2 separate regions of the Mus musculus genome follow, and region 2 is linked to region 1. Evidence: chromatin contacts called from ENCODE POLR2A ChIA-PET data. All regions are on one chromosome and are shown on one strand. The core of a region is the stretch at or near the end of the contact, and the rest is flanking DNA. Distances in the headings are between cores, read along the strand shown.

Region 1 (4,737 bases), core at 1,297-3,796:
ACACACAAAGCCACTACGTAGCTGACAGTGATCTTGAACTTGATTCTGCCTCCATGCTCCTCATTGCTAGGATTACAGGCCTGCACCACCAAGTATGGCTGGGGACTATCTTTTACAAACTCTCCTAGATATGTGGTTGTGTAGTCCCTGACTGAAAACTGCAGAGACTTAATACCTTATCTGAGAGCCCATTCTACAGCTGATGTGTGTTTGTGTTTTTGAGTGTTCGGAAAATGATTAATATGCCACGGAGCCAATGCCAGAAAAGGAAAAGTTTGGAGGTAGAAGTGGCTTTAGTGGAGGGGTAGATTAAAATATTTATTCATTTAATGTATAAGAGTGTATAGTGGCTGGGCGTGGTGGTGCATGCCTTTCATCCCAGCACTCCGGAGGCAGAGGCAGGTGGATTTCTGAGTTCGAGGCCAGCCTGGTCTACAAAGTGAGTTCCAGGACAGCCAGGGCTATACAGAGAAACCCTGTCAAGGAACAACAACAAAAAAAGTGTATACTGAAGGCTTGCAGGAGGGGTGCACATCAGATGTCTTCCTCTGTTGATCTCTGCCAAGTTCAAGTTTAATGAAGGTTGACTAATGTTGAGGATTCTATCTTCCAAGAAGCAGGGATAGCAATTTGTGAGAAAAGTAGTACTTGATGTTTAAAAGGAGGTTAGAGATGGCTTGGTGGATTTAAAGATCACCAGCTAAGGCTGTAAAAGTGGCAGAAATCCACAGCTGAGAATGATAGCTCATGTGTGGATTCTCAGCCCTCAGTAGACAGAGACAGGAGGATCAGGAATTCAACATCACACTTGGCTACAGTCTCTTTTGAAAAAAAGAAGAGACAGAGTGTAGTCTATAGACTCCACTTCCCTTTTTGTCCCCAGTCTATTGTTGACACTCAGTACCCTCTATTACAGCAGCGCTCCCACTAACCACCTACATTCCTCACCTTAGCTTTTTCCCCTCAAGGCAAGGTTTCTCTGTGTAGCCTTGGCTGTCCAGGAACTCACTCTGTAGATGAGGCTGGCCTCGAACTCACAGAGATCCGCCTGCCTCTGCCTCCCGAGTGCTGGGATTAAAGGCATATACCATCATGCCTGGCTCTCACATTAACTATTACACTTACCAATGTGTGTATATGTATGTATATATGTGTATATATATGTATGTGCTTGTGTGTGTATGTATGTATATATTTATGTGTGTACCTGTTTCTATGCTTGGTGAAGCTAAAGGACATTGTGTATTCTACTCTATCACTCTGGACACAGGCTGACAGCCAGCAAGCTCTGGTGTTTCTCTTGTCACAGGCTCATGGCCACACATGGCTCTCTACATGAGTTCTGGAGACGGCAGCATATCTTCCTATCTACAGAGACACCTCTCCAACCACCCAACCATACTATCGCCTCATTATCTCTCCCACTACAACAGGTACCGATAGGAGAATTCACTTGTTCTGACAGACTTTTTTTTCTTCTATTTTTACCGCTGGTCCTCCAAACTTTATGTCGGAGGTCACAACTATAAACCCAGCCAAAAAATCTTCTAAGAAACCTAATTAAAGGGTGAAGAGAGTTGACCAGTTTCCGTACTATAACTAATGGTTAAACTATTAAGTTCCTGCACTACGGCAGAAGCAAGTTAGCAATTTTCTTTTTGGTAGTGTGGAGAATGGAAAGCAAGTCCGCACTGATGTTAATCAAGAACTCAGGCGCTGAGCCACGCCCACAGTCTCAAATTTGGTTAATCAACCCTCAAGGATCTGAGTCAGTCTCAGGTGTTGGGTACCTCCGGATAAGGTTATCAACTATCATGAAGACCCATCCAAACACTGGAACATAGTTCTACTTCAACGGGTATTTCAGTAAGACCGAGTCCAACCGTCTGGGAGAAAGGGGTCAAATTGAAGTACCTTAGGGTCTTAGCAGAAGACTGAGTTGAGAAGTTATCTATTTCCTAAAATTATGAACAATTTTATTTAGCCACTCCCCTTCTGTCATGCTCACTCTCCGCCACCATACTCGGTCCCCAAAACTGCTGGGACACTTAAGACAACACATTTAGAAACTCTTCGTTTTGACCAAAGCAGAGAATAGCTCTGATCTTGCTTCCGTATGAGAACTCAACCCCATTTGGAAGCCCCGGAAAAGGTGGGGAGGCCATGCGGTAGCTAGCCTCTCCGGTCCGGCAACTCTGCTCAGCATCTCCCCAGCCAGGCCCAAGCCTAATTTTGCTCTCAGGCTGTAACCTCAATGCGGGAACCCAGAACCCAGGTTAAATGAGGGCCAGAGGAGGGCGAGGGTGAGCCGGGATGGCCACTTGAGGCTCACCCCCGAGGACACGGACTCGGAGTCTGGCAAGAGGGATTATCCCTGGGAGCGCACCAGGCGGCTCCGCCACCGGGTACCTGGTCTAGGAGTCAGAGCGCAGTACCGACTCCGTCTCGGCTCCGCCTCCTCAGTTTTGTAGCCGCGCTGCCGCCAGGCCGGTTGCTGGGAGGGAGGTACGCAACGTGACATGCGCAGTGGAGGGACCCAGGGAGACTGGCCGAGCCTCGCCCCTCCCCTTCACGGAACAAGCCCCTCCTACTCCCGCCCCACGGAGGAAGTCCCGCCCCTCCCCTACGGAGAAGCCCTGCTTTGCCCCACCCAAGAAGGGAGCTCCGCCTCTTGCCTCCAGCAGAGGAAGTCCTGCCTTGCCCGGTTCTCAGAAGATGCTCCGCCTTACCCCCTGCCCACTAAGGACTCTGCTTCGTCTCGCCTCGCTTCACCCCACCCATCCCAGTGGAGGAAGCTCCGCTTTTCCCCAGAGAGAGCTTCTGCTTCCATCCCACGTTACCGTTACCGGACATGCTAGACCCGCAGTCGCTTCGTCAGGGAGAGAGTTATTAACTAGTCTTTTTTCCCCTTTGCTGAGGTCGTTCCTTATCTAGGACGAAGGCAGGTTTCCCCACGTATGTGGAAGCGAAAGACCTTGTCATTGTTGCAGTTCCAAAGGACCCTAGAGTCTCCCTCGAGTCTCTGTACCCCTCCTAACCCAGCAGCAAGAAAAGGGGCAAGGGCTAACTATAGCTATTGACTTGGCTACCAGGGGTATTCCCACCCCTCATCCCACACTCTGCGGTTCCCAAATCCCAGGTGCCATTTCACCTGGTAGGACTCCAATTGAAAAACAAGTCTTTCTTGGGTCAGTCTCAGGCAATAGAACAACAAAGAGGAAACTTACCCTTTGTGCCCAAAGTTCCTTCTCCTTAAAGCACAGAAAATAGCTCAACTAAACGAGAGCTATGGTTTGTTTTTTGTTGGGGTTTTTTTTTTTTTTTTTTTTGTCCCTAAGTGCTTCATAACTATTTTTTGGTAGTGAGGTATTTTTGAGATAGTGTCGCATGTAGTCTGGACTGGCCTTCAGATCAGCTTCCCTCTGCCTCTGCTGGGATGGGATTAAAGACTTGGTGGTATGTCCTCTATTAGCAGAAACCTGTGATGAGTTTGCCTTTATGAAAAAAGACAGCAGGGGCCAAACCATATAGGACTAATAAAATGAGGACTCCGTTTTATCATGAAGTGATTTTTAGTCACTTCAGTTACTGTGGAGTGAGGGCCCAATACATCTGTGTACATACTGTCAAGTAATGAATACTTGTTTTTTTTCCTGTCTCAGATTTATACCAGTCGACTAACTTCCAAGAATTTTAAGTTTGGCCACATCATACAGGAACTTGGAAACGCACACTACCCTCACCTGAAGATCTCAATGTTTTACACACAGCTGTAACCTTGCCTAGTGCGTTTAACATGCCAAATTTGTTCTCAGTCTCACCACATTTCATCATCAAACAAACATCACGAACTCACAAAAAGCAAGGGGACTGGAGGAAAATGCAGTTTCTGCCAGTTCACATGGTCTTTGGAATCCAGAATATTAGGGAAAGCAATACCTGAAAAGGTGTCAAGCTTCGGTTTTTATTTTTTCATATGTTGTGTGTGTACTTGTACTTGAATGTACTTGTGTGTGTGTGTATGTGCGCGCAGAAGCAGGCGGAGGAACTGGATGGGGTGACAGATAGTTGCCGGTGCTTGATCCTTTCCAAGAGCAGCAAATGCATCTTTCTGCTGACCCAGCTCTCCAGCCCCAAACTCTGAGACAGGGTCTCACATCTAGTCCAGGCTAACCAGACTGGCCTTAAATTTGGTAAACCCCGTCTCTTCTGGGATTATAGGTGTGAACCACTGCGCCGGGCTCTAATTGCCAAGGCAACCTCAAATTGAGTTTTTCTTTCTCCTTTCTTTCCCTTCCCCTTCTTTGGACTGTACTAGACATTGAACCTAGGGCTTCACAGCATTCTGGACAAATGCCTGAGCCCTAAAGCCTCTTACAGTCATTACAATAGGATGTGTAAACACTGGGTATTTCATCTATACCTAGTGACCCAGCCAACACATTTTCTAACAGGATGTTACAAATTGAGTGTGGCTAAAAGATTTTACCAACTGGATGGCTGCCCACAGTAACTGCTCAGAGAACCCCAGACTCTACTGTGACTGTGTGAGTGGCCAAATGCACAGCTTCTCATCCAGCAGTCTTACTGAGTCATAGTAAACTGTATACTAAAAGGTCAACAGAGATTAGAGTGTGAGTCCAGGGAAGTACAGGCTCCTGATGCTTTTTGAAGTATTAGTGTTAGGTGCTAAAAGATTCCCAGTGCTTTCTGAAATTGACTTGGAAAACTGGCTGC
Region 2 (4,536 bases), core at 156-2,655, 79 kb after region 1:
CCAAACATTCTGGAGCCACTTGAACCAGAGCTCTGGGGAATGAGGAGCGCCACATGCAGAATCAGGCTGAGTTCCCAATGCACTGACCACGGGTCCTGTCTCTGCTTGTCAATGGCCTTTGATGCTGCAACCTGAGACAGCTCTCTGCCAAGACAGAAGGGTCAGGGCAGTACCCTGTGCAGCCCAAGACCAGCAGGACTCCACAAAGCCTCCCTGCTCCTCCAAACTTTACTGGACACTGGCATCAAGAAGGAAAGCCCCGTACAGAGGATATCTTGAATGGTCTGTTAATGGGATCGGGCCTTCTTCAGACCTGGACACAGCTATTTCTAATCTATCCTGGAGTTATCTGGGCCCAATCTCTTTAGTCTCCCATTTCGTAGGAAGCCTGGCTTCCTTCCTCCTCAACTTGAGCAGCTGGGAGCCATCTCAGACATACTAACGCTCTGCCAGTTCCCAACTAGGAAGAAAAAAAAAAAAAAAAAGAAAGAAAGAAAGCCAAGGCAGAGATGCAGTGGGACCGAGGCCAAAGAAAGAGTAACCCTGTTTTCTCACTAACGACCCTCTTCCAAATTTTCCTCACCACATCCCGGGTCACTCCCTCACCTCCACTCCGGGACCTGTCTTACACTTTCAACCTGATTGCCCACAATTCTCTAGATCTCACGAAGCCTCCATCTCTAAGTTACTCGGAGCCAAGAAGCCCCGGGACTCCTCTAACTGCTCAAGCCCTCCACCGCAGAGGGCTTTCACCCTTTCCCCAACACTGCCTCCAACCCCGAGCCACTAACCAAGGGACTCTGGCCTGCCCGCCACCAGCCCTCGACAGTTCCTCCTGCAGTGTCCCCTGGGCCGCCTGTCCTCACCTGAGGCCCCAGGGAGACCGACACAGCGCCCTCGCGGCGCCGCTCGCCTGCCCTCCTCACCTGGTACTGCGCCGCGGGGCCAGCGGGGCCCATGGGGCGGAAGGCGGCGGCCCCCGGTACCCCCATGCCTCCAGAAGGCCCCGGGCCCCTGAGCGCCGGGCTGGGCAGCATTCCGGGTCCCGCAGGCGGAGGCGGCGCACCAAGGGCCGCGGCAACGGCGCCGCCGCCGGGGCTCAGCGGAGGCAGCGGGAACCCGCCCGCGCCACGGCCGGACATCACTCTGTCCCGTCCCGCGGTGCAGCGATCCGGCCTCCGGTCTCCGTGTTGAGTCCGCTCCGCGAGCTACGTTCCGCGATCCGGGACTTCCCGATTTTACTACCGGGTTCCGGGATCTTCTACTCCAAGTTCGCAAGTTCTTTGCAGCCCGGCTTTAGGATCCCGCGGCCCCTCTGACTCCGCTCCTGCCAGGGATACTCCAGATCCGGGATGTGCCGCGAGCCCGCAGGCCTCTCCCGGCCTCCGGAGGTTTGATCGCCGGAGTCCAGTTACCCAGAGGCGGTTACGAACTCCCAGCCCCGCCCAACCTAGACCCTGCAGGCCCCGCCCCTGCCCGGCAACCCAATCGAGAATGCCTCTTTAAATCCCGCCCTCGCGAGACCCGCCTCAAACCAGCACCTCCCATAACTGACGGCCTTAGAGCCCCGCCCTTGGGGGAGGCGGCCTTTTCCCGGAGGAGCGGGAGCGGAAGCTGCACGCGGAAGCGCGGAGGAGAAAGGCGTGGGGTCAGAGTTCGAAGGTCGCGTAGGGCCGTCCGAACTGTTAGGTGTTTGCTGTTTGCTCCGTAGTGCTGCTGCCTCGGCGAGATCCCCGATATGGCCCATCCAAAACAGTTCCGTCAATTCTGCGTCTTCAAGCCTTAAAAATAAGCGATCCGCGGCGGGAAAGCCGCCAACCACTTTTTAAGAGCCCATCTCGGGGCCGGTGGCATAAGGCACCCCACACCCACCCACCCATCTACCCCCAGAAGCCTGTATTGGTTGCTCCGCGCTTCCAAGGACATGGGCGGCCCCAGACGTGACCCAGCTGAGTGAAAGCTTGGCTTGGCCCAACTCCGAGTACTTAACTGCACTAACTTGCCCGTGCCTTTCTTTAAGGAAGCCTGGTAATTCGCAGAAAATGTTTTTAGGTGAAGGGATTTTGCATGCTGAGAGAACTCCAGGTACTGAAATAAGTTTTATCCAGTTTGTATAGGACTTAGTTTTGAAAAGTTGAGAATCAGCCGGGCGTGGTGGCAAACGCCTTTAATCCCAGCACTTGGGAGGCGGAGGCAGGTGGATTTCTGAGTTCAAGGCCAGCCTGGTCTACAAAGTGAGTTTTAGGACAGTCAGGACTACACAGAGAAACCCCGTCTCGAAAAACCAAAAAAGAAAAGAAAAGTTGAGAACCTTTTCAGAAACCACTGGCTTCGGCTATGTTATAGACCTACCCTCTGTCAATGTGGTATCTCCTACCCACGGTATAGAATAGTGCTACTTAACTAGGCACTGAAAATCCTCAGAATCAGGTTGGGGGTGTAACTCAGGTTATAGCGTGCACAAAGCCCTGGGCTTGAACCCCAGACTGCATCAACTACATGGTGGTGCATCCTCAAAATCCCAGCACACAGGAGGAGGCAGGTGGGCCAGAAGTTCAGGATGGTTCTCAGCTGCATCACCAGTTGATTCTACAGGAGACCCTATATCAGAAGAAAGCCGAGCTTTTTGTTAAAATGTGGTTTATGGTTCAATGAAATGGGGGCAGGGTACAAGATTCTGTATTTCTTTTTTGGTTTTTCAAGATAGGATTTCTTTGTGCAGCCCTGGATGTCCTGGAACTAGGTCTGTAGACCAGGCTGGCCAAAGATGACATAGGCTTTGGTCTTTTGACTAAACTGCTTTTGTTAACTTGTCCAATAAAGAGTTGTCCTGTAGGTGGGTTGATCTCACTTGTGTGCCACAAAGCTTTTGAGCTTTCAGAGATGGTAGCAGGTCCCAAAAATGTCAGGGAAGCAGGGTCTCGAGACCAAAGCCAGCATGAATTACTTATATGAAAAGTAAGGTCTGGATCAGTTACCTAAGACTGTCTGGGCAGAGTGAAGGCTCAGTTACCTAAGAACTAGACCTCCTGGGCAGAGAGAATGGGGGAGGGGGGTCTGTCTCCAGAAAGGCACCTTCAAGTGACTTTGGTTCAGAGCACCTGTTTAGTGGAAGCCATTTGAAAATTAAAGCCCTGAAAGTGCACAAACACACACACACACACACACACACACACACACAACTCTTCTGTGATCACAGTCTTTACATACATAATCTAACAGGCAATCTAAAGTATAGAATCTGCAGACAGTGGAGGGACCAGAGCTGATGTAAAAGAACATGGAATTAGGTCCTAGGAGCTCAGCTTCCCATCCTGGAACATCCCAAGAAACTTCATTTAATTGGCTTCTGGGGCTGCAGTGACAAAGGCTTGGCAAAGAGGAGCTTATGAAGTCTGGAAAGGCTCTTTTGGAAGGAAAAAATGACTTGTAACGTTTACAGCTTTGCTTGGGTTCTGCCATCAGTGTTTGCCAGATGTTTTCTTCTACTCCTAAGCTAGCGTGTCATATCGGCTTCTTTGCTCTGGACTGGGGAATATAACGGCGTTGGCAGTGTGCTCGCCTAGCATGCGTGGAGCCCTGCCTCCCATCCCTAGCACCACATAAAGCTGGGTGTGGTCATGCATGCCTGTAATCTCAGCACTTGGGAGGTGAAGGCCAGAGAAGTGGAAGGTCAGTTTCATTATTGGCTACAGTGTACATAATAAGATCCTGTCTCCAGAAGGTGGGGGAGGGGCTCCTTTGTTCAAAGAGCAGGAAAGCTAAGCCTGCATGAACTGGCCTGTGAATCTTCTGTGGGGTCAGCCAAGTTTGACTTGCTGCTCTGTAGAGCCAAGGCTTGCTGTTATGGTCCTAGTGTTTTCTTTATATCATGTAACAGCATCAGTGTCTGACAACAGAGAATCAGATAATGCACATGAAACAGTGTTACATGGTCAGTAAAAAGGATGCTGCAGGGATGGAGACATAGCTCATACATTAAAGCTGTTTTCCGGTGATATTGGCTATTTTTCTATTGCTGTGACAAAATGTGATGACCAAAGCAATTTAGAAAAGGAAACACTTAAACTGCATGTGGGGGGTGCAGACTTTTGGTCCCAGCACTCAAGAGACAGAGGCAAGTGGATCTCTGTGAGCTCAAGGCCAGCCTGGTCTACAAAGCCGTGTTGCACAAAGACACCCCGTCTTTAAAAACAAACAAACAAACAAAACCCATTTAATTGGCCTTATGGTTTCGAAGGGTTAGAGTCCATGCTAGGGGTAAAAGGCAAGGTGGTGACAACAGCTTAGAGCTTTCTCTTTCTCGACACCACCGTCATCTTCCACCCCCACCCCCATTCTGAATCACGTACTTCTGTTTTCCCAAATCTTTCCTAGCTCCTCAGCATGTCTTCCACCCCATCCAACTGGCTTCCTGCATGGGCCACCCTAGCCAATCCTCTGGCATTTCTTTTCCCCGAGAAAGCAAATCAGAACACTTCCATCCACGAACCCGAGTGTCCTCACTTATCTTCATCAGGGGACTTCAGAATGTAG

The links. ChIA-PET counts read pairs that join two places held with the same protein, here RNA polymerase II (POLR2A).
Region 2: POLR2A ChIA-PET joins it to region 1 with 26 read pairs in embryonic stem cell. The contact joins the promoter of Smarcd2 here to the promoter of Strada in region 1. POLR2A ChIA-PET finds 5 or more read pairs at or near these places in 3 of 5 experiments (Patski and embryonic stem cell).

Annotation. Positions count from the first base shown.
Region 1 is chr11:106,191,057-106,195,793 of GRCm38, forward strand. Strada (STE20-related kinase adaptor alpha) reads right to left here and starts at 2,547. Exons shown (of 13, transcript NM_001252448.1): 1 at 2,410-2,547.
Region 2 is chr11:106,271,567-106,276,102 of GRCm38, forward strand. It overlaps Smarcd2 (SWI/SNF related, matrix associated, actin dependent regulator of chromatin, subfamily d, member 2), which reads right to left and starts at 1,406. Exons shown (of 13, transcript NM_001130187.1): 1 at 927-1,406. The coding sequence starts at 1,142. It also overlaps a transcript of Tcam1 not described here.